Regions from separate parts of the Homo sapiens genome. Here region 2 is linked to region 1. The links are chromatin contacts, found by Hi-C or POLR2A ChIA-PET in ENCODE. All regions are on one chromosome and are shown on one strand. Each heading gives the region's core, a stretch centred on a gene start or an enhancer-like site at or near the end of the contact. The rest is flanking DNA. Distances are from core to core; before and after follow the strand shown. Region 1 has its middle 250 kb from the start of LINC02789. Region 2 has its middle 51 kb from the start of NR5A2.

Region 1 (2,700 bases), core at 134-2,633:
TTCCAGAGAGAAAGAGAAAATTGATAAAAGGGAAGTGCTTAGATTCATCCCAGATAAAAAGGCATCAATATACATCCAGCCACCACAACAGAAATAGTTTTGTTCTTAAGTTATTTGTAGGTGATTAGTTGGAACCCATGAAGCACTTGCCCTTAGAATCATTGTGGCGAATAGTAGTTAGACCCTCTACTTCTTCCTCCCTTCCAACCAATAGGAGCCAGGAACTCTGTCTTCCCTGGTCTAGGGAAATACTTTATCAATGTAAACCAAAAATAAAAGTCTAAGGGCTCCCCTACCACATAAATGGACCCCTCCTCTCAGCTAAGAGCATTCCAAAGCTAACCTGAAAACTAGTTCAAGCCACGATGGGAAGAGGGGAGCCAGACATGCCTCATTATACCCTCCTCCCTTTTGGAATTACTGATAGAACATGACTGTTTAAGTCTGCTAAAAAATATTTATGATCTATTCTCTGAAGGCTGCTACCTGGAGGCTCAACTGCATGATGAAACTTTGGTATTCACAGCTGGGCGTGGTGGCTCACGCCTGTAATCCCAGCACTTTGGGAGGCTGAGACAGGCAGATCACGAGGTCAGGAGATTGAGACCATCCTGGCTAACACAGTGAAACCCATCTCTACTAAAAATACAAAAAAATTAGCCAGGCGTGGTGGCGGGCACCTGTAGTCCCAGCTTCTTGGGAGGCTGAGCCAGGAGAATGGTGTGAACCTGGGAGGCGAAGCTTGAAGTGAGCTGAGATCGCACCACAGCACTCCAGCCTGGGCAACAGAGCAAAACTCTGTTTCAAATTAAAAAACAACTTTGGTATCCACAATCCCTTATCATAACCCAGACACTCCTTTGTATTGATAAATAATTCTTTCAACCAATTGCCAATCAGAAAATCTTTGAATCTGCCTATGACATGGAAACCCCCACTTTCAGTTGTCCTGCCTTTCCAGACTGAACTAAGGTACATCTTACATGTTTTGCTTGGTGTTTGATGTCTCCTTAAAATGTATAAAACCAAGCTGTACCTGACCACCTTCAGCACATGTTCTCAGAATCTCCTGAGGACCATTGGTCACTCATATTTGGCTCAGAAGAAATCTCTTCAAATATTTTACAGTTTGGCTCTTTTTGTTGACATCAATAAAGATAGGAAGTAAGATAGATAAAGGGTATGAAGGAAACGAAAAGTTGATGACAGAACAAGCCCTCAAGGCAGAGTTGTCTGTGAGTGCCCAGAATATGTTTCCTGTGTAATTCTCAGGATGTTCCTCTTTCTCCGATTCTCTACCTTTTGCTTCTGACTATCTATGTTTACCCACCCAGGCCTGCTCTAATAACCAAAGTAGTCAGCCAGCCTTGTGTGCCTCTGTTGTTTGTGTGTGTGTGTGTATGTGTGTGTGTGTGTGTGTGTGTGATTTTCTCAGGGTTTTATTATTGTTGTGTTGTCCATCTACCTTCAGAGAATGAGTTAGGGCCAATTCAATAGACTAAGCTATAAAACCTCCACTGTTTCGTTCCAGGGGATTTTAAACTAAGGAGGAAAAGACTTGAGTTTTAAGGATGTAAGCAGAGGAAGAGTGAGTGTGAGAAACATAAAGCACTTCTTTTGTTTTCCTTCCTCTTTTTCTTTGTCATAACTAGTTTTTCTACCCAATTCCCTTTCATGAACCCTCACCTTGTGGTGAAATTAGAAAGTGGAACTATATATCCTGTGAAGGACAAAATAAGAAATTGTGATTACAAGCTGAGTGCAGTGGTTCATGCCTATAATACCAATACTTTGGGAGGCTGAGGCAGGAGGATTACTTGAAGCCAGGAGTTTGGAATAAGCTGGAGCAATAATGCAAGACCCTGTCTCTAGAAAAAATGTAAAATAACCCTGTGGTATGGTGGTGTGTACTTGCAGTCCCAGCTCCTTGGGAGGCTGAGGAGAAAGAATTGCTTGAGCCCAGGAGTTTGAGGCTGCAGTATACCATGATCGTGCCACTGCACTTCAGCCTGGGTGACAGAGGGAGACCCTGTCTCCAAAGGAAGGAAGGAAGGAAGGAAGGCAGGGAGGGAGGGAGGGAGGGAGGGGAGGGGGGAGGGGAGGGGAGTTGGGGGGAAGGAATTAGGACTACATTTTCATGGAGAGCAGAATTAGAGAACTGTGCAATTAAACACAGAAAGCCAAATAATTAAAAACAGCCTTAAATATTGAATAGTTTGCTTTAAATAATTATTTTAAACATATTTAATTTCAAAATCACTGTTTTTAAGACCATACACAATATAAAGATAAAAATCAAGATAAAAAAGTAATTAATGGTTTATAATTATATTTGTTATATTCCTTGTAGAATTACACTTTGTACTTTTATAGCTTTGGTCAACTTTTACTAACTGAAATATAAGCTGTTATTTTGGCCTACAATTTCCTCAATAGAAATGTCTTTTTAATGGGGAAAAGTATCTTCTTGTCTGACAAATGCACAATGCATAAAATATTAAAGATCTTAAAATCGCAAAGTGGTATGATCCCAGAGAGAGAACGTCTTTTTACACATGGTACCTCCCTGATCAAAACAGATATGTTCTGTTATCTCTGAAATCCAGGATAGGATTTAGTCTCCTTGACCTTAACCAACCTGTGCAATAAACCAACAATTATTTAAGTAATGTTTCCAATAGCAACAACATTTAACAATGA
Region 2 (2,700 bases), core at 4-2,503, 580 kb after region 1:
TGCTTGAACCCAGGAGGCGGAGGTTGCAGTGAGCCAAGATTGCGCCGCTGCACTGCAGCCTGGGCGACCGAGTGAGACTCCATCTCAAAAAACAAAAAAAAAAAAAAGAAAGAAAGAAAAAAAGGAGAAAAGCAGTCTATAGTAGGCCACCTCTGTGAGTCAGTCAGAATTCTCTCAGGGTTGTCTTTCTCAAAGGAGAAAATCACATAGAGGAGGAGTTAGAGGAAGGCTGTCTTTTAGATTTTTCTACCATTAATTTATTCAGCTGATGTTTATTTTATTGAGGGCCCTTTACTGCTAGGTATTATTGAAAGTATTCATTCAAATGCAAAGAAGAAAAAGTCTGCACGCATGAGGCAAATTTAATGTTCTTCAACACTATGAGTATGCAAAATGATCCATTCAAAGGCTGGAAATCCAAAGCCAGGCACGATGGTTTACGCCTGCAATCCCAACTACTCCTGAGGCTGAGACACAGGAATCTCTGGAACCCAGGAGGCAGAGGTTGCAGTGAGCCGAGGGAGACTCCATCTCAAAAAAAAAAAAAAAATTAACTTAAAAAATAAATAAATAAAACAAAGCCTAGAAATCTGAGCATTCCCAAGGGTTAGTTAGAAATAAGTGATCTGTTTTTTTAAAAAAATCTATTTTGTAGCCCGGCGCGGTGGCTCACGCCTGTAATCCCAGCACTTTGGGAGGCTGAAGTGGGTGGACCACGAGGTCAGGAGATCGAGACCATCCTGCCTAACATGATGAAACCCCGTCTCTACTAAAAATACAAAAAATTAGCCGGGCGTGGCGGCACGCGCCTGTAGTACCAGCTACTAGGGAGGCTGAGGCAGGAGAATCGCTTGAACCTGGGAGGCGGAGGTTGCAGTGAGCCAAGATCGCGCCACTGCACTCTAGCCTGGGAGACAGAGCGAGACTCCGTCTCAAATAATAATAATAATAATAATAATAATAATAAACATTAAAATTAAAAAATCTATTTTGTTTGTTCATTAGTCCCATTTAAAATTACCCAGTGCAGAATGTGAACCACCTAGTCAATTTGACTGCTTTCCTGAGCATCAACCTGTAAGAAATCAAGACAGAAGATAATTCTCATAAAAATTCCCTCCCTAGGGAACTCCCGGAAAGAAATTGTCAGAACATGAGTTTTCTAGTTAAAAGGAAACAATGTTGCAACTAACTCAAATCAATAAATGACTACCTCCATCATCCCTGTAGCCACGTGTGTGGAAATATGCTGGCAGCACAGCCAGTATTTGTGCTAACATTAGCACACTCAAGGAAAATCAAACTGTGCTCCTTAAGGCTGTCAGGCCCTCTTAAAAGCTTTCCCCTCCCACGATCTCTTAGATGAGACTGACATCTATGCAGAGTAATGGAAGAAGGCAAAGTCCTTTTTCATCTCCAAGGACTATGGCTAATAATGGCTACTCCCCAGATAATTGTATATAGTATCTGCCTAGATTAACAAACAGGAGATTGAGTAAAATCGAGGAAATCCAGTAGATGACACAGCCAACCTTTCCGGAATCAGGATCTTTTACATTTAGTGTTCCCTCTGCCTGAAACCCAGTTTTCCCCACATATTTACATAGCCAGCTGCTTCTCACTGAAGCTCCCTGGTGGGGCCTTCCCTGACCACTCCTTCTAAAGCAAGATCCACACGCCTGCCTTCCACAGTGATGTAACCACCCATCTGATAATAACCACACGCTTCTAAAAATCTTGATTCTTTCTTTTTGCTCTCTATCCCACTTGAATATAAATCCCACGAGAGCAAGCACCTAGTTTGTCTAGTTCCCTGCTGCAGGACCAGGTCTCAGACAGTGCCTGGCAGGAGGTGGGTGCCCAGTAAATATTTGTGATCTAATGAGCAAATGCAGGACCTGAGTAACCCGAGGCAGCGGGCCTACAGTGCCTGAAGTCTGAAGACCATTTCTCAATTGCTTCTTTTTTTTTTTTTTTTTTTGAGACGGAGTTTTGCTCTTGCTGCCCAGGCTGGAGTGCAATGGCGCAATCTCAGCTCACTGCAACCTCCACCTCCCGGGTTCAAGCGATTCTCCTGCCTCAACCTCTCAAAGAGCTGGAATTACAGGTGCCCACAACCACACCTGGCTAATTTTTTTGTATCTTTAGTAGAGACGGGGCTTCACCATGTTGGCCAGGCTGATCTCAAACTCCTGCCTCAGCCTTCCAAAGTGCTGGGATTACTGGTGTGAGCCACCGCGCCTGGCTGCTCCATTTTAATGGGTTAAATCCCCCATAAGCAAGTTAAAAGCAAGTATTGTGGCAATTAACTAGAGAATTCAGATGCAAAAAAAAAAAAACAAACCACTTTGACCTCAAATATCTGTTTCAAGAGAACGTTAATCTTTCAGTTCCTTAAATTCTTGACTTTACTTTGTATGTGTAAATCTGGCTAGAAGCAGCTTCTTTTCTACTGACAGTGAGCAAAAGATTTTTTTCTCCTTCCTCAATAATTGGGGAATTTTCAAGGCCAGGTGTGGTGGCTCACACCTGTAATCCCAGCACTTTGGGAAGCCAAGGCGGGCAGATCACTTGAGGTCAGGAATTCGAGACCAGCCTGGCCAACATGGCGAAACCCTGTCTGTACTAAAAATACAAAAAATTAGCCAGGCGTGGTGGCACGTGCCTGTAGTCCCAGCTACTCAGGAGGCTGAGGCAGGA

The links. A loop is a pair of places that touch in the nucleus more often than their neighbours do. ChIA-PET counts read pairs that join two places held with the same protein, here RNA polymerase II (POLR2A). Pooled maps may share reads with other maps.
Region 2: a loop to region 1 is called in a map with no recorded cell type, with 7 times the contacts of the local background. The contact joins two enhancer-like sites. A Hi-C loop is called at or near these places in 1 of 37 single-sample maps with no recorded cell type and 1 of 50 pooled maps. POLR2A ChIA-PET finds 5 or more read pairs at or near these places in 1 of 52 experiments (H1).

Annotation. Positions count from the first base shown.
Region 1 is chr1:199,398,893-199,401,592 of GRCh38, forward strand. No RefSeq gene overlaps it. Among named protein-coding and RNA genes, the nearest start is that of LINC02789, 250 kb to the left of the region's middle. Within about 2 kb of position 1,384, at least 2 of the 41 ENCODE cell types and tissues checked have a DNase peak (open chromatin) inside an H3K27ac peak, as active enhancers do.
Region 2 is chr1:199,975,423-199,978,122 of GRCh38, forward strand. No RefSeq gene overlaps it. Among named protein-coding and RNA genes, the nearest start is that of NR5A2, 51 kb to the right of the region's middle. Within about 2 kb of position 1,254, at least 3 of the 41 ENCODE cell types and tissues checked have a DNase peak (open chromatin) inside an H3K27ac peak, as active enhancers do.